2 separate regions of the Mus musculus genome follow, and region 1 is linked to region 2. Evidence: chromatin loops called from intact Hi-C (ENCODE). Cell type or tissue: heart. All regions are shown on one strand. Links, peaks and the distances in the headings refer to the core of each region. The heading gives the core; the rest is flanking DNA.

The links. A loop is a pair of places that touch in the nucleus more often than their neighbours do. Peaks named below come from ENCODE experiments on the same cell type or tissue, not always from the same donor. Only the 100,000 strongest peaks of a DNase experiment are listed, where the experiment ranks them.
Region 1: it touches region 2 in a loop (2.5-fold over the local background); 4 of 42 quality-filtered maps call a loop at or near these places.

Annotation. Positions count from the first base shown.
Region 1 is chr2:61,450,640-61,459,891 of GRCm38, forward strand. Gm39835 (a long non-coding RNA gene) reads right to left here and starts at 1,431. Exons shown (of 3, transcript XR_866363.2): 1 at 1,327-1,431; 2 at 1,146-1,248. It overlaps Gm33753 (a long non-coding RNA gene), which reads left to right and starts at 2,303. Exons shown (of 4, transcript XR_374566.2): 1 at 2,303-2,508; 2 at 2,638-2,740; 3 at 3,067-3,136; 4 at 3,208-3,453. In heart, for the core only: CTCF peaks have their summits at 4,021 (motif pointing left) and 5,478 (motif pointing left); DNase peaks (open chromatin) are centred at 3,292 and 3,962; H3K4me3 peaks cover 803 bases; H3K27ac peaks cover 1,417 bases.
Region 2 is chr2:60,437,142-60,446,393 of GRCm38, forward strand. It overlaps Pla2r1 (phospholipase A2 receptor 1), which reads right to left. Exons shown (of 30, transcript NM_008867.2): 18 at 6,990-7,054; 19 at 6,136-6,239; 20 at 3,945-4,081. Among named protein-coding and RNA genes, the nearest start is that of Gm13580, 30 kb to the left of the region's middle. In heart, for the core only: CTCF peaks have their summits at 4,960 (motif pointing left) and 6,340 (motif pointing right); no DNase peak of the experiment used is centred there.

The DNA of each region.
Region 1 (9,252 bases), core at 686-8,685, 1.0 Mb after region 2:
ACCTACTACAGCTGTGTTGATTTGTGATCACAGAGTCCACTGCTGTCCTGAATATTACCTTTCACTTTCTATTGTAACTAAATAAGTCATTGACTATATAAAAAGAGTCTTTATTGAACCCTAAGCCAGGGGTGGAGGTAAAGACAGAGGTAGCCAAGTGTGGTTACTGATCTCGAGATTGCAACCTGCCTGAGAAAAGAAATCTTAACCAAAGAATATGGGTTAGAGGAGTAATTAAATACATGGCCCAAGTTCAAAACCGCACAGTATGTTTGTGGGAACTGGAGGAAACTCTGAGTGAGTGTGTGTTGTTGATATGGGGACAGCTATGTCAAGGACCTCAATGCTTCAGACTCATGGGAGTGGCAAAGCCTTTCCCTGGTGAGGCATGGAGGCATGGCAAAGGCTCTGTCTTATCCAAGTGCTTACAAATGATTGACCTCTCAGTCACAGCTTCCTCCGGGATGGTTGCAGCCTGAGCCTGCTTCCCTCCAGAGATCTCCTACCAAGATTAACTGAACCTGCATCCAATAAACCTACTTCTGCAATTTCCCAGAGGTATGAAATAAACTTTCTGCATTTCCCGGTTGCTGCTGCTGGTACATCAGAGTGCACATGGCTTACCCCACCCCAGCACTTCTGTCTGTGTGTCTGTCCTTTCCTCGTTCTCTTTTTTTTTCCTCTTTATTTTTATTATTTTGTTTTTATTTTTATTTATTTATTTATTTTGTTTGTTTGTTTGTTTTGTTTTCCTCGTTCTCTTATCACCACAGTTAGGTCAGTCTCTGAAGCTGTGTATAGCAAAGTACATGTTGACACCATTGGGGCTAAAGAAGACAGCCACATCAGTACAGAAGTCAAGATGCAGCTTTCCATATAAGCGCCGATTAGTGTAGCTTGCATCTTTTAGGACGACCTTATCTGTGGGAATATTGTACTCCACCATTTTTATATCCTCGTTCTCATGCTTTCAGAAGTATCAGTTAAATAAGAGTTATGCCAAGTTTCAAAATGAACTAGACCTCTCTCTCTCTCCTCTTAGAAACCAATTTCTTTAAAAGCCAAAACAAAGACAAAATTCAGTTTTCTGGGTTTCATCACCTCCAAAGCCCCACTCGGGTGGTTACTTTTGGGAGCTGGCTCACCTTGAGAAATGCTGAAGTGGTCCTTCCTGGTGTCTGTGAGGGCGACCAGAGGAGGCGGGTGAGGAATTGTAGTGGCTAGTCCTGGTTGTCAACTTGACTATATCTGGAATGAATTATAAACCAGCGTTAGAAGGCTTACCAGTGATCCTAATCTGGAGGCTGGGACATACAAGTTTCTGACCTGGATCTTGGCATGGAAATCTTGAGGCATAATGGCTGTGAATTTCAGAAGATTAAGACAAGGGGAGATCTCTGAGTTCAAGGTCTTCTGGCATTAAAGGTGTGGTGGCACACACCTTTAATCTGGGCTACACCTTCTGCTGGAGACCTACATAAGGACATTGGAAGAAGGAAGATAGTCTCCTCTCCCTCTCCCTCTCCCTCTCCCCCCCTCTCTCTCTCCTTTGCCTGCTTGCCTTGTGGGACTGAGCAACTACTAGATCCTTGGACTTCCATTCACAGCTGCTGTTGACCATTGTTGGGAGTTGGACTATAGACTGTAAGTCATCAACAAATTCCTTTATTATATAGAGACTACCCATAAGTTCTGTGACTCTAGAGAACTCTGACTAATACAGGGACCCAATGAAGTGACCATGATTACAGGCACCAGTCAATCAGGCAAGGGCCTAGAGAGAACAGAAAGGTTAGACAAAGGTGATTTCTTCACTCAATTCCAGAAGCTGAAAAGTCTAATATGAGAGACCATGAGATACACCCTTGCCCAGGGTGGGAGGTGAGAGGAGGTAAGGGGTGGGGAGGGAGGTAAAGAAGCAGGAGGAGGTAAGGGGGAAAGAGTGAGAGAGAGCTGAATTTCTTTTTATAACATGAACCTGCTCCAAAATCAGCATTAATCCCCATGAGGGCAGAGCCTTCATCTTTTAAAGGTACCATTACTCAACACTAATACACTGGGAACTCTTCCCAGCATGCAAAATTTGGGGCAGGGCATATACTGAAACTTTAGAACTGACAATCTTACGACAGCTGCTGGGATTGCCTGAGAAGCTTGGTTTTATGGGCTATTCCAGGTGATGGGACTCCTGCCACAAGTCTGGGAACCATAGATATTGTGCCAATTTCAGAAACATCTTCTTATCCCCATTTGTGATGCCCAAATCTGGATTAAGATATTCTTCTTTACATTGCAGGGCTTCTTTTCCCAGCCCTTACAGGTTTCCAGGAAACCCTAGTGGGCGTCACGACACATGGAAAGGCTCCAGATTGTGTGTGAAAAATGGCGGATGGGCACACACTTTTTCTTAGGTTACCAGAGGCTCCAGAACACAGGAGAGGGGATCTGCTGCTGAGGACTGACTGAGTTCTCTAGGTTTCCACTTCAGAACTCAGGTGTCTTTCTAGGGTGAGTACATACATAGATACCAGGTAAAATAAGCAAGAGAATTCTCATGCCAAGTACTAAAATGAATCGGCATCGTTGGCTGAACACCCTGGATGAATGCAATACATTGAACCTATTCATTCCTTCCAGGAGCCCTGGAACCCTCTGGAATGGACAGCACCATCCCCACTTCAGCTTTGAGGAGCATCAGATATACTAGTTATCGGGCAATCAATAGTTATCAGATACCACTGTAAGCACTTCACAAGAGCTCAGCAACTCTTCCAACAAGTCTAGAGAGCAGATTCTATTATCTCCATGTTACAAATGAAGAAACAGCCTTCCCATAAGTCCACTTCTCTCATCTCTATCACAAGAAATAACAATAGTAGCCCTGCACGCAGGAGCTATTCTAAGCATCCTTTTATTGAAGAGGAGCCTAAAACAAAAAAAGGGGCAAATAACTTGCCCATTCTCGTAGCAAGAGGTGGAACTAGAATCCAAAAATACTCTCTACTGTCTCAGTTCTAGTTTTGACCTTGCTGGATAAGTGTTTTTTTTTTTTTTTTTTTTTTTCAGGCCTGAGCTTGTGTGGACGCCATGTCTAATCTAGTAACTTCCTTTGTCATTTTAAAGCTCCATGCACAAGGTAAGCAGGATTCTGGGCACAGCTCCTAAGTTTCTACACAGTCCTCCATTACCACCTTGTGTTGCCTGCAGGTCTCCGGTGACAGCATGCCAGGCCACCCTCAGCTGGTTCCCAGACCACACAAGGTCACACCAGTCACTCAGGGATGCCAGAGCTCACAGCTGCCTTTTACAATCACGGACACAATGAGAGCAGACAGCCCGGCTGCTCACACGGCTTCCAGATATCACATTACTAATATTGCCTCGGCGCAGTGTTCTGAGACCATTCTGAGCCCGGTTACAAAAATAGTCATGACTCTCATCGGGGCTGAGACTGTTGGTTTTGTTAGGTGAGAACACTTGAGGAATATAAAATGCATGAGAAAGAGTGGCAAAGAGGAAAAGCATTCGAAAGGATGTATAGGGTCAAACAGAAGTCACCCAGCAGTGGAGAACCACCTGACCATGGCTTTCGGCGCAGCTTAAACCTGGGGTCTGAAGAGTTAATCAGTTCCTCTTCCCTTTGGTTCCTTCCAAATTACAAAATGTTGAATTGGATCGTGTGCCTTTAACTGCGTGTGCATGTGTTAAAAGCAAAACTACGGCTCTTTTTAATGTCCCCTGGTCTACATACAGGCACATCCACATCATGAGATTTGTGTGCTCAAAGCACACCGCATTTGTATGCCTAACCACTGATTTCTGCGGGGCTCTTAATGTTATGCAAGACTTTTCCCTTCCTTTGCTCACCTCCTGTGACTATGCTGATTCGGCATTTTATAGACGCATCAATTTTCCTTTAGAAGCTGTGCCGAGAATGTGCGAGTCCCTGGGCCAGTTTCTTATTGAAATCAGATGCAGAATCAGCTCACAGTTCGGTGATAGGCTGCCCCCTAGTGAAACTTTTCAGCTCCGCAGTCAACCTGCAAATTCCCCGCAAAGAGCTCTGCAGAGCCTTCTCAACAAAGAAGAAATGTCCTTCAGAGGAGGGTGGTGGACCCTCGTGTAATTCGATCTTCGACCTGTTTTCTGGGCGTTCTGTGAAATTTTTCCTTGATAATTCAAAATTGTCTTAAAAACATACCCTCAACGCTCATTCTTTTGTATGCCAATAAAAATACCTCTGGGAGTGAAAGCTGCTAAGGGCTGCACTAGGGAGCCGCATCTGTTTCTGCTTATTACACCTGCCTATTGTGTGATTCGATGTATCTGCACAACGCAAGCATGCTATGTGCTTCAGGCTCCCTAGCCTCTACTTTCTACAGAAGCTAAAGATTTGTCTTTATAGGGGGTTAAATTTTGTAGAGGCATTTTGCATGCTCCTTACGTGGAAAGTCCCAAGTCTAGACATTATTGCTACTACTATAGAATTATTTGTTTTAGACGAGACTCTTAAATGTTAAGCTAAATGTTGCTTATGGGTTGTATTGTTGCAGATGTGAAATTTCCCATAATTAATACAGCCCATAAATTATAAGTTAATATTCAGCAACTTGATAGCAGTAGCAAATTTATCCATCTTTGATGAGTGTGTCCATGACACTCCTTTCCAGGAACACTTCAGCCGAAGGCATCCTCAGTCTGAATGATTGTCTGAACGTTCACTCTGAACATCAGGGGATGAGATGGATGACTGACAAGTGCTGCATCAGCTGGGCGTTGGACCCGTGTTCTCATTTTCTGGTATTTCATTGGTATAGATGCCATCCAAGATTAGAATCAAAGAGTGTTCTTCATTTTGTTTCATGACTGTATTGTGGCTTCTGAACTTCTCTAGAAGAATGTTTCTCTTAGTTTCAACTACTTATGTATTTTATTAAGTATTATCCACTTTATAGATAGCTGAGGGCTTTTGTTGTTGTTGTTCTATGAAACAACAGTTACTGTCAGACATTGGGACACTTACTTCAGAAATAATGCGATCTGGCTCACCCTCATCATCATCCCTCCAACCCACTGCCTGTTACTAGCCATCAGGCTCAAACCAAAGCTCTTTCCCATCAACGTCGTTCCATATCTTGCCCTTGCAATTCCTGAGGACTCTGTGTTGCTCCCACTTTAAGATGCACACAGAAAGGTCAGCATCTTGCCTCGGTTCGAGTGTTCTAAATTAAAGGAACCTGCTCCATCGATCCCAGACAAGACTGAATGAGGGCTATCCCTAGAGAGTGGAAGACAGGCCAGGCCTCTCCCCAGAGAGTCTCCCCAAGGTTGTTCTTTCTTTCTAACCATGAATAAGTTATGAAGGTGAAATTTCTCTACTTACACAGAGGCATTGATAGATCCGGAGGAGGAGGGGCCTTCAGAGAAGCACTGCTGAGAACAGGTTAGAAGCAACAAGCCAGCAAGCGCCCCCTGCCGGTGCACTGACTATCCTGCGGTGCTCAGGAAAGATACTCCGTGACTACCCACCAAGTTCATTCAGGGGCTGGCAATTTTGTGCCTGGGCAAATATTGGCAATACTTTTCTCCTTCAGTCATTAAACTGGGGGAAATTGTTTTATTTTGGATTTGATTTGCCTTGGGTTTTAGTCCATTGCTGACACTCAGAATGAATAGCCACTACTAAGAATCCTTGCTTCCGGGATGTGAAGACCTTTCTAGAATACATAATCTGCCTTCTTCTTCTTTTTTTAATAACTCACCGCAAGGGGATATTAATATTTTTCTATTTTTAGGATGCCTATAAGAAGCAGTGTATGAGGATAGATAAATGATGACTCAGTGATACTGACTTTTTTTTTTTTTTTTTTTTTTTTTTGATGAAATAACACCCTTTCCTGCCCTGGTGTTGGGCTTGCCCGTGTGCCTTGCTGAGACCAACGGGCATAAGTACTTTCCCATTCCTCATCTGGGTATTATGGGATGTCATGTGTCTCTGATCGCTTCCTAACCTATCTTTGCCTCCATAATAGCTAATGACCTAGGAATATAAAGTTAGGGAATCCTGTCTCTAATCCACACTTGTAAACCACATCCAGCCTTGAGTTTGTTCCTTAAGACGGTTTTTTTTCTCATTAAGTCCCTAGCCTCAGAGGCAAATTAGGAGGAAAGAAAAATTATCCCCGTTTTATAGATGACAAGATTGAAGTGGGTGAAAACTTGGTTAAAGAAGAAGTTTGTAAGTGCCTGCAAAAACTTCAGCCCAAGTCTGTCTCTCCTCCTTTTGCTTTGTTGTTTTGTGAACTGAGGTGTCCAGGATGTTTGACTGACTGGTGGGGAAAGGTAAATAAGAATACTGAGTGACACAATCAGCAGGTGGCACTTATATGACAAGAGTTTTAAACAATTATTGTTTAAAAAGCATTAGAGCTGCCAGGCGGTGGTGGTACACGCCTTTAATCTCAGCACTTGGGAGGCAGAGGCAGGCAGATTTCTGAGTTCAAGGCCAGCCTGGTCTGCAGAGTGAGTTCCAGGACAGCCAGGGCTACACAGAGAAACCCTGTCTCGAAAAACCAACCAACCAAACAAACAAACAAACAAACAAAGAAGCATTAGAGCTGTTCTTTGTGAATTCAAAAGATAAAATTTTTGCTGAAGTGGACTGTGGACTGTGATAGAAGGTAGAGGGTTTGTTTTCAGATCTAGACTGTTGGTAAAGGATGGAAGTCCCCAAGTAGGGGAATTATGTAGTTAAAGAAAATAAGCCATCTACCCAGCTGCTGATCTGAGCTTTGAAATGACTCTTTTATCATTAGCAGCTTCTCAAACTAAGGGGAAGCAGAGACTGAACCATGATGCTTGTCACAAAGGCCTAGAGAGCAGCTTTCCAGGGTCCTGGTACTGCATCAAATTATAAGGAACCAACCAATGTTGGTCCCAGGGTCAGATGCTTGAACATAGCTAAAGGGGAACTAAAAAGACCATGAGACCCCACAATTGGGCTGGAGAATCCTATATGTAGCTAGCAATTATCAGTGTGACTTCCGGGCCACCTGGGAAGAAGCTCCGTGACATTTGTAGAACTTCCACAAGGCTTAAACATTTTTGTTGTTGTTGCAAAACTAAGATTTGGGGTGCCAAGCTGTGCAAGTTGATATTGTATCTTTTAGTGCTATATACACACACACATATATACACTCACACACACACACACACACACACACACATACACACACATATATTTGATGATACAGCTCAAATTGATAATTGTATTAATGTTACTCTTTTAGGTATAGCCATTTTAACATCCCAGGGCATAAGGTGGATGCTGTGTCCAGCACTTCTGCAGTGTCTGTCTCCAGGTGCCTAAGTTGTGTCAAGGAGATGCAAGAGCACAAGTGAGTTGTAAAGTAAACTAGCTGCCTTTCTGTCAAAACATCATTTCTATTCCCACAGAAGAATGAAGGACACATCATGGTTATTCAGTCACATATCTTAATAGTATGTTCAGGAATTTTCTCAGATACGAACCAATTAAACCTGGCACGTCAAAGAATACAGTTGACAGGATTACTGCCTATGAATCAATGTGAGCTTTCTTGACAGAAATAGAATCTTGAAAACCTCGCCTTGACCGCTGTGAACCCAACAGCACCCTTGTATGTACAGCTATGGAACTCAGCAAACAGCTTTCCAAACGGCCAGTGACTGAAGGCGCTCATGAGTCAATAATCTCACCAAAGGGCAATGCAAACCTACGCATTCTAGCATGAACGCATAAAGAAAGTTCTCGCTTGATTTCAGATACTGCTCTGCAGTCAATCTCTATGAAACTGACACTCGTTGAGTTTTGGTAAATTTAGAGAAGAAAGGGAGAGCTATCTGAAATGACTATTAAGTGGTGCTCTTAGTTTTTTTTTCTAGCTGTATGTCAGTGTGAGGCTAGATTGTTTTTCTGCATGCTTCAATCAGAGCACCATATAGATTAAATACAGAAACAGATGTAAAAAACCCAGCTACTTTAGAGATTTGCAGAATTTCTTTGTTGCTTTTTGTTTGTTTGTTTGTTTGTTCTGTTTTGTTTTGTTTTTCAAGACAGGGTTTCTCTGTGTAGCCTTGGCTGTCCTGGAACTCACTTTGTAGACCAGGCTGGCCTCGAACTCAGAAATCTGCCTGCCTCTGCCTCCCAAGTGCTCGGATTAAAGGCGTGTGCCACCATGCCAGGCTCCAGAATTTCTTTTTTAATGAAAGCTACTTTTACCATTCGATTTTTCATTTTCCAAAGTAATTATTTCCAAAAGTAACACTCAACTAATATAACATTTAACAGTTTTTAAGTGAGGTATTAAGTGTTTCAACATTCTTTTCTAACTTTCAACATGATTAACATTGATAGATAACACACACAAAGGAACTGAGGGGTTGGGGTGGCTGCAGAGATGGCCCAGTGGTGAGAGGCTCTGACGGCTCCTCCAGAGGACCTGGGTTCAAATCCCAGCATCCACATGACAGCTCACAACCATCTGTAACTCTTGTTCCAGGGCTTCTGACACCTCACACAGACATACATGCAGGCAAAATACTAATGAACATAAAATGAAAATAAATTTATAAAAAGAAACCAGCCCAATCTATATAAGTGGGCTACAGGCCAGTGAACCTACATAGAAAGACTTCGTCTCAAAATCTGAGCTGGGAACAAATGTCAGTGTCCATGGTCAGTGCTGCCACCAGAGCCTATGTTGACATCCATGGTCAGGGCTGCCACAGAAGACTGTGTTGACATCCATAGTCCATGCTGTCACCAGAAAGTCATGTTAAGGTCTGTGGTCTGTTCTGTCACAGGGACCATGTTGAGGTCTGTTTTCTGAACTGCTCCAGGAGGCCATGTGTCTATCTGGCCCACCAGAAACCATGTGGAAGTTCATGATCTGAGCTACCCCCGGCTGTTATGAGCAAGAAAATTTCTTTTGCAGTGGTATTGATGCCTGCAGACTCATAATTGAGATGAGAGACATTGAAGAATTCTATGACAACCTCCTGCTCCACTGGGGTTTTAGAAAAATAGTCTAGATGTGAAGCCATTGAAAAGAGCCCTTAAAATTTTTGATAAAGATACTGAAGTGCAGCTTTTCACAGTTGATGGCTTCTGGAAGAGGGTGGGGTCTGGGGGTGGGGAAGGGCTCAGTTATGTTTAAGGGGTTGCCTTCTGGGTGCTTAACTATATTCCAGTTAGTATATGGGCATCACAAA
Region 2 (9,252 bases), core at 528-8,527:
TGTCAGCCGAGTTTTTTTAAAGTAATAAAAATTAGCCCTTGAAAGAGTTCACCAACCAGCAAGAAGATTTAATGGCCCATAATGCATTGAGATTTGTTCAGAATGTATCCCCCACTTTCTTTTCTATAGCTTTAAGAGTTAATGGGGGAAATGGCCCAATGGTGCTTGCTGCTTCTCTCAGCAACAGTCCTTTCTTCGCCAGCTTCTAGAGTATCTGGTTAACCCATGAATACTGTTCCCTTTAGCCGTAGTTTCCACTTTATCAGTTTCAAATACCCACAGAGGAGAAAGTGCAGAGCAATGACAACAACGCTATGGTCTGTGCGTGGGAGAGAGAGAGAGAGAGAGAGAGAGAGAGAGAGAGAGAGAGAGAGAGAGAGAGAGAGAGAGAGAGAGAGAGGGAGGAACAGGGAGCAGGCGTTCCCTTAATTTTGTTTTAGGACAGCATTTTATTTTATTATTGGTTATTGTGATTCTTCCTTTTTAAAGATTTATTTTTTTAAAAATATGTCTAGGTTAGTTCAAGTGCCTGAGGAGGTCAAAAGAGGGTGTCAGATCCCTCGAGCTAGAGTTTAATGTAGCTGTGAACTGCCCCATGTTGGTGCTGGGAACCGAACTTGGGTCGTCTGCAGGGTAGCACAAACTCCTTACAGCCGAGCCATCTCTGCAGCCCCTATGGTTTCTTAACCTGCCTCACTTATGAATGGAACTTTACTAAAGTTACTCAGTCCTTAGCAAGACCCTCATCTAAAGACATTCTCTACAGGTGCCCACACTGGGAGGGAAGATGGACATTTTAGAGGTGAAATCTAAGGAAAAGCCTTAGAAATTGAGGTGTGTCCTCATAAAGGATTAGGGCACCTTAGTCTCTGTTTCTCTGTCTACTCCTTCCAACTCCCTGATGTAAGTTCAAGATACAACCACTTGCCTTTTGATTCTGTTTTAAAGTAAAAATTTGAGACGAGAGAGGCAGTTGTTTGTATCTGTCTATAACAACCAATTCTAGAATGTCCTTGTTCTAACAGCCTTAGGAAACTAACAGCCATGTGATTGAAATAAAAGTCAATTTGAATCCAAATCTGAGCCAAAATCATGTAGAAGATGACGTGGGGGAAAGTATTTGTGACATGTGACTTGAGGCTGCGTTCTTAGGTGTCAGACCAAAAGCACAAGCAAGAGAGGAAAAAGTCGATACATTGGGCTTTATCAAAATTATAGAGATGCATGCAGCAGAGGACATTATAATTATAAAGGAGAACATAATTATAATCATTAGAGGTAAAGATCATTTACCTGATAGGAATTCATTACACATAACACTAGAAAGAATTTCTATAATTCAACATTAAAAAAACCAAATGACTTAATTAAAACATGGACAAAGATTTAATTAAACATCTCCCTCTCCAAAAGTATATGAACGAAACTTCCTCTTATATATGCAATTATAAGTTGTTTATGTGTTGGGAAAACCCATTTGTCAGTTTCTCAAATAGCTAAACAAGAGCATCCTATAACTTAGCAGTTGTGCTTCTAGGTTTATCTCCAAAGGGAACGAAAACTGGGATGTGGAAATGTGTGCACTGATGCATATTGTAGCATTCTTCTTCTTCTTTTTTTTTTTTTTTATTTCTGTGGAAAATACCAGCAGAATCTTGATGAAGATTGGATTGGCTCTGTAGATTGCTTTGGGTTGTGTTGATATTTTAATAATAACAATTCTTTGAAAAATAAATCCAATACAACTTTTAAAACAGGGAAATGGTATGTGTGTGTGTGTGTTCCTGTGTGTTATTGTAGAAGAGCCATGCACATGTCTTATCAGAGGACCACCTTGGGTTTCACTCCTTGCTTTCCATCCTGTTTGAGACAGGGTCTCTCCTGTTCTCTGCCATGTAAACAAACTGGCCCATGAGTTTCTGGTGATCCCTGCCTTAACCTCCCAGGTAGAAGCATCTGCTGGGATTAGATACATGTGTGCTACTGTATCTGCTGTTTTACATGGCTTCTGCCTCCAACTTCTATGTAAAAATAGGAATAATAATTTTGTATATCTTAAAATTTGAGTTAAATGAGAAATGTTTACGAAACTGCCTAGTAAAATCATCCAAGTGAGAACAACACTAGGTCTTCGTGATAGACAGATAGATGGGTGGGCAAGGGGTCACGTATCGTATAGGACTATCTTCTGAGTGAGACAGCTGCCATCTTCAGTGCAACTGTGCCCCTTGCAAAAGATGATCCTAGCTGGGTCTGTTGACTGTTTATTCTCATTGGGAGGAGAGGGGTCAGAAGACTCTCATCCAGCTATGAGTTCATCCAGCCGCTTCAGACACCTATTGTATACAACTCTGCCCTAACTGCATGTGGCCTGGGGGAGGGGCTAGGGAAAGACTAGGTAGGGGAAGATGGTCCCAACCATGTGGCTATGTCATTGTCTCTGCTAGGTAAAGACTTTCCCATAAGCAACCCTTCACCTACACTCTGTAAGGAAACCAAGTGGTTCTTCAGTGACTTTTGTAGAATAATACAACTTTTAAACAGGGAAATGAAGCTGGTGTGTGTGTGTGTGTGTGTGTGTGTGTGTGTCTTTGGGAACCTTAGGAATAGGGGTAGATATAGTTTATATTACACCCTGGGAAAGAATTTTAGCAACACATATGCTATAGAATATTACCCAGCCTTAAAAAGGGGAAAATCCTGTTACATGTTATAACATTGTCAAGACTTAATGACACCATACTGAATGAAGTGAGCCAGTCATCAAAGAATAAATATACTTCATGATTTCATGTACAGGAGGCATATACAGCCTGTCTCAGAGAGGCATGAAATAAAACAGTGGAGCCATTTCTTCAGGAGTCAGTGTGATGGGAAAGAAGAATAGGGTGTTGTTATTATTTAATGAATGCAGAGTTTTGGTTCTGCAAGAAGAAAAAGGACCCAGAGATGCACTGTACAACACAATGATACTGAGCACCTGCAAACCACACACTGAAAATGATTAAGGCAGAAAATCCTATGGTGCATGTATTTCACCAAAATTCAGTTAGCCATACATCACTACCTATATATGTACAGAATTCAGGTGACTTCATTGCCTCAGTTAACAGTGACATTAAGATGCTGAAGAAAACGCCAGCCAGTGTGACCACTTAGACTCAAAACTGGCCATCCACAATCAAAGAGCAATTTCATGTTAGTGTACGCAATTATGACACCATCTCATTTCTTAATCCTCTAAGAGTTAAACTATCCCAGTTTGGGATTTACTTAAATCACTCCCAGCCAAGGCCTATAAAGTTATTTTATTACAAAACAGAAGGAGTGGAGGAAAAAACCTCCGCCTTAATTGAAGGCAGCATCGGAAATCATAAACCTGGATGGCAGTGTCCCTGCTGGCAAGCCTTTTCTCTTAAATGGAATTCTGCACCAAGTGTCAGTTTTATGAGGCTCAAGATGACCCTGACCAAATTACATCATTAGTTCATCAGTTTACAGGTAGGTGGAGGCCTGCTGGTTCTGGGCAGTGAAGATGAGGGGATAGAGCCTGGGCCTGTACATGTATAGTTTATTTGTAGGCAGGATCTAGATAAGCTGGCATGCAGACACACATGTGTACACACCCATGCACTGCAGACACGCACACACATCATATCCTGTGACTCGAAAGATGGTCACTAAAACTGCCTCTACAGATGAGGTATGGAGGCATGGCTGCCTTACACAAAACCTTTTTTTTTTTTTTGCCTAAAGGAAAAGCTTCTAAAACCATTAGGATGTGATAGTGACATCTCAGGTCCCTCAGAAAACTGGTGCTTAAAAAAACAAAACAAAACAAAACCCAAAACCAAAAACCAAAAAACCCTACCCTCACTTTTAATAACTTTTCAATTGAAGTTCAACAAAGAGAGACAAAGATGACTTCACAAGAAGAAATTTACCTTATAGTTAAAATACAGCCACCCCTTGGGGCATGTCCCAGGCTGTGTCGGCGGCTTCTCCTTCTCGATGACCCATATCTTCACTCGCTTACAGATGCTGGGCAAAGGAACAGAGCAGTTCTCAGTCCCCCAGAGCCCTGCAGGAGGAGACAGGTCAGAAAGTCTCAGGAACAAGGAAGACTCCACCCAAGTTCTTATGGGTTGCTTTTCATGGCTGCTCTGATTTTTCATTTTTTCTTTTTTGAAGTCTGGAAACTGAACCAAACTACTAATTACAGAGATTTCTAGTGACACTGACCTGGGCAAGGTGAGACCTGAGTAATTACAATGTAAGAATATAAGAACTTTTGACTAAAGTAAACAAACGCTAAAACTGAAACAGCATTAATTTAAAGTCCTACGGATAATTGACTTGGGGCACGAAATAAGATTTCATAGTTTTTAAGTATCCAGCTTCAGTATACAGGGGAAATGATTCTAAGATTGTCCTTTGTAAAGATTGTAAAACATCTCTAAACTTTATAAAATATCTTCAGAAAATGCAGGTTGGATATACCCAATCTAATTTCTAAAACTGGCAAAGTCCATCTTAGCATCCCCAACCTGAAAACTCCAAAACATGTCTTATCTTACTCGGATAAAAGATCTTCCGAGTACATACTAATACAGAAAGGTCAAGTCAGGAACTCCTCACAAAGGAAGATTTCTCAGTCTTGACCCTTAACTGAGACCGGCTCCCATAGGAGCCTGTCTTCTGTAAGATAGAGCCCCAGCTTCCCAGCCCCCTGCAAACTATCTTTTAACTTAGGAGGGCTACAGTTCCAGAGGAGAGGTGTCAGGGCACGTAAGCAATTGCCTGAGTAGAAGCCGAGGTGCAAGGCAGGCTAAGCTTCTTGTATCAGAACAGGAGTAAAAACTGGGGCTTCTAAGGTGGGGCTGGGCTGTGATTGTCACTGGAATGCTCAGCTCTTCTTGCAAATAGCCCTTTCCACAGGCTGTTGTGACACCTGCTGGTAAAGCCAGCAGATTAACTACAGCTTTCTCCTAACTCTGCTCGCCCACAGAGGATTTCCTCTTCATTTCTTTTCTGACCAAGTTAGTTATGAATATGTTTTTCTCCTTATTACTTTTCTTTCTCTCTCCCTCCCTCTACCTTTTCCCCTTAAAATATGGCTTGATTCAGCCTAGATAGCATTGTTCTTAGAACATACAGAAGCCAGTCTCTAGCTTCACTGTACCATGGGATCCAATTTGCAGACAGGTTTTCTTCTAAGATGTGCATTCATCAGAGCCAGAGATGGTGAGGATGGTGGGACAGTGACCCGGGCATAGGTGTTTTATTTAAAGACTGTTTATTTTTATGTGCACTGGTGTTTGCCTGCATGTATGTCTGCATGAGGAGGGTACCAGATCCCCTGGAACTGGAGTTACAGACAGTTGTGAGCTTCCATGAGGGTGCTGGGACTTGAACCTGGGTACCTTAACTGCTGAGTCATCTCTCTAGCCCTAAATGTAGGGTATTCTTCTTCTTCTTCTTTTTAATGTGAGGGAAGATGGAAGTAAATGTCCCAGAGGTTAAAGTGTCAGTCAGTGTACAAACAGGAAAATAGAGATGTATGAAGAAATAGCTCCCCACTGAAGTCTCACAGAGAATAGCATCTACAAGGCACGTTTTTTCCCCACTGTATCTGTCCAAATTAGTTAACTCTTAATTGTTTTGGGTGGGTACAAGAAACATTTTTTTTTATATATTTGATAGGGAAATGCATACTTGTCTTTACCAAAAATACTTATTTTTATTGCTTTGAATGGATGTATGTGGACCACGTGTGTGCCTGATCCCAGAGGAGGTCAGAAGAAGACATTTGATCTCTGGAACTGGAGTTACAGATAGTTGGGAGCCACCACATGGGTGCCAGGAAACCAGGTCTTAGCCTCTGGACCAGAGGTGCGTGTCTGTAACAGTGTCCGTAGGCTCCCTTCGGGTTCTGTTGGCTCTTGAGGACTTACCTATCTGTAAGTTTACAGGCATGTGAGTACATGAATTTCATAGTATGAGCAGTCATCCAGACACCTGACAACTTGTGAGACTGTACAAGATCAACAGAAAACAAAAATAACCGCATGGAGGAGACTGGTAACCTCTAGAGGTGGTTGCAGTATAAACCCAAACATCAAAAGGAACAGTGACCTGTTATGGAAGATATGAAGACACATCGCTTTCTCTGGCTATCCACTCTTTCTTCTCTTCCTTTGTCCCAGTTCTGGAATATCACGGGCGACCCGTTACTCCACCTGTAGGAAAGTTTACAGAGATTTATTTTTCCATGTAAGTGTTGTTATCACTGCGTTTGTGAGTATTTGTGCTGCATGTGTGTAGATGCCTGTGGAGTCCAGAAGGGGGCATCAGATCTCCTTGAGCTGGAGTTACAGGTGATTGGGAGCTGTGCAGTGTGGGTGCTGAGAACGAAATTCTGAAAGAGAAGCGAGTGCTCTTAAGCACTGAGCCATCCCTCCAGCCTCAGGAAAAAACCAAACCAAACCAAACCAAACCAAACCAAACCAAACCAAACCAAACCAAACCAAACCAAACCAAACCAAACCAAACCAAACCAAACCAAATCATTAAGGTCTCATTTTGCATGTTCAGTATCTGCATCTATCCTTGTAGTTCTGGGGTATAGACTTGAAGGATAACAGTTTATTCAATTTGGTTAAGTGTACTGCACTGTACTCACAAAGTTTTCTAAATTTAACTTTATACTGTGTTTTTATCTCTCTCTCTCTTTCTCTCTCACATACACACAAAATAGGACAGGCAGAAGCCTGCACAGGAAATTGATATGTTTGTCGGATAGTTTGATGATGGTTTCATTGGTACTGAACTGAAAAGCACTCATGCCTATTGTTAGACGAATGAAAATTTGTAAGTTAAGGATAACAGGTGAAGGCCATTCAGCGAATCGATTATCAAAACCCAGCCTGATCATTTGGCACACACAACTTGTCAAATAACGTTAAACATGGATTAGTGTCGGTCCGTACTGAATTTGATCTCTGGCTCCTCCTTCTTCAAGTCCGATCCACCACTTCACACCATACTTTGTCAGCTATTGAAGGGAAGGGAGAGAGAACATGTCAGTGTTTGATGTTCTTGTTTACATTGTTCTACTATTTGGATCAATGGGGTTGCTATTGGTTTTTTAATTACTACAATGTTACCAGGTTATGTAAAGAAGAGTAACGAGCTAAGGGCTAGTGTCTAGAGAAGTCGTGAAATTGAATTATTCTAAAGCATTCCCTGTTCATTATGAAAGAGAATGATAGTGAACCACTGAAAATATTTCTGTTTCATTCAACTTGAAAGGCAAGGCTTCTAACTCTGTGAGAAGTCACGTGACATAAAAGAGAGACGGGTACCTCTTCTGACTATAATTAGTGGCTTCTTCTCTCAGTGATTTATGGAAGCTCCCTGCAGATGTCACATTTATTTGACAAACAAGGTACAAAGACATTAACAGAATAAAGATTTAGAGTCTAAGCATATTAGTCTGTGAACCTTTAGACAGTGTCCACACTGAGAGAGAGAGAGAGAGAGGAGAGAGAGAGAGAGAGAGAGAGAGAGAGAGAGAGAGAGAGAGAGAATAGGACAAAACAACCCTACAGAATTCCAATGTCTGAAAGCTAGCAAATTATCCATTTTATTAGTCTACAGTCAATTATTAATCACCCAGTCTAAGCACAGTGAAGTATCAAGTGGAGAAGCATGGACATGCAGGCGCACACTCACGTACACACTGCACTGCAGATATCATGCTGGACTTATGGTCCAGGAAATTGAAGCCTTCTCCTTAATCACAAAAGAGGAAGGGACAGATGAGCTTTCACTGAGCCCTCTCGAGCAGTGTGCTTTACGGCGTATCTGCTCCCTCTGTATGTGTATCAAAATTCAAATTAACTTTTATATGCCCAAACCCTATTAAGGTTAAGGCCTTATGTATTTAAATTTGTACTCTTATTTCCTTTTGGGAGGGCTTGGGGATACATTTTTAAGATACATTATTTATTTCCATATGAATTGCAAGTCACTACCACAGAACCTGATAGCTTGCTAACATTCTTATTTTGAAACAAGTGTGCTTTTACTTCTTAGCCAGCATGGCTGTCTGCCAGAGCAGCAATTTGAGAATATTGCAAAGGGGGAGCCACTATAATTTGAGATCCCTGAGGCACTGTTCCGTGGGCGTGTTCCCACATGCTGAATTCAGAGCCCCATTTTCATACTTTGGAGTGCTTCCGTTGAGATTGGCATGGATACGGCAGGAAGACTACAACTTAATTGCATCTAAGGAAGGCACATGGGCAACAGCAGTCAAAATCATAGCCTGACCACTCACTCTCCCAGTTTAGGACCTTTAAGGGGAAGTTATAACATTTATATCTTCTTTTTCTTTTTTTTTTTTAATTAGATATTTTCTTTATTTACATTTCAAATGTTATCCCCTTTCTTGGTTTCCCCTCTGAAAATCTCCTCCCCCTTCCCCCTCCCCCTGCTCACCAGCCCACCCACACCTGCTTCCTGGCCCCAGCATCCCCCTATACTGGGACATAGAGCCTTCACAGGACCAAGGTCCTCTCCTCCCATTGATGACCGACTAGGCCATCCTCTGCTACATATGCAGCTGGAGCCATGAGTCCCACCATGTGTTTTCTTTGGTTGGTGGTTTAGTCCCAGGGAGCTCTGGGGGGTACTGGTTAGTTCATATTGTTGTTTCTATGACATTTATATCTTAAGTGGTATATTTATTGCCACCTGATTTAAGATATGATCATCTGCCACATAGTGCATCCCAGCTGTGACATATGTGGTAGAGAACTTTACAGGACAAGCTGAAAGATGACAAAACAGCCTGGTATGGAAAAGTGAATATTTTAAATGTTAGCTAGGTATATACAGCCATAACAACTGAAACCTAATAATAGGTGTTTGAAAGAAGAAATGTAATATGAGCATGCATTTCACAAATCAGTTATATTTTGTTATGCTCAAGTAGCCTTATGGTTAACTGACAGGAAAGGTCATTTCCCAGTGAGCTAGACACACAAGCCAACATAATCATCTACTCAACTTTCTTCAGCAAAGGCAATCTGTCATCTCTTAGGTTTCTACCAAAGTGATCAAGGGCGTTAGTTTAAGGGTTTAAACAGCCAGATTTTAAGAAGTAATAGATTTGATATACAGTTTTAGAAATGCTTACAAACACAAAACTTAAAAGAGTGAATTGCAGTTTTAAAGTGCAAATACTGT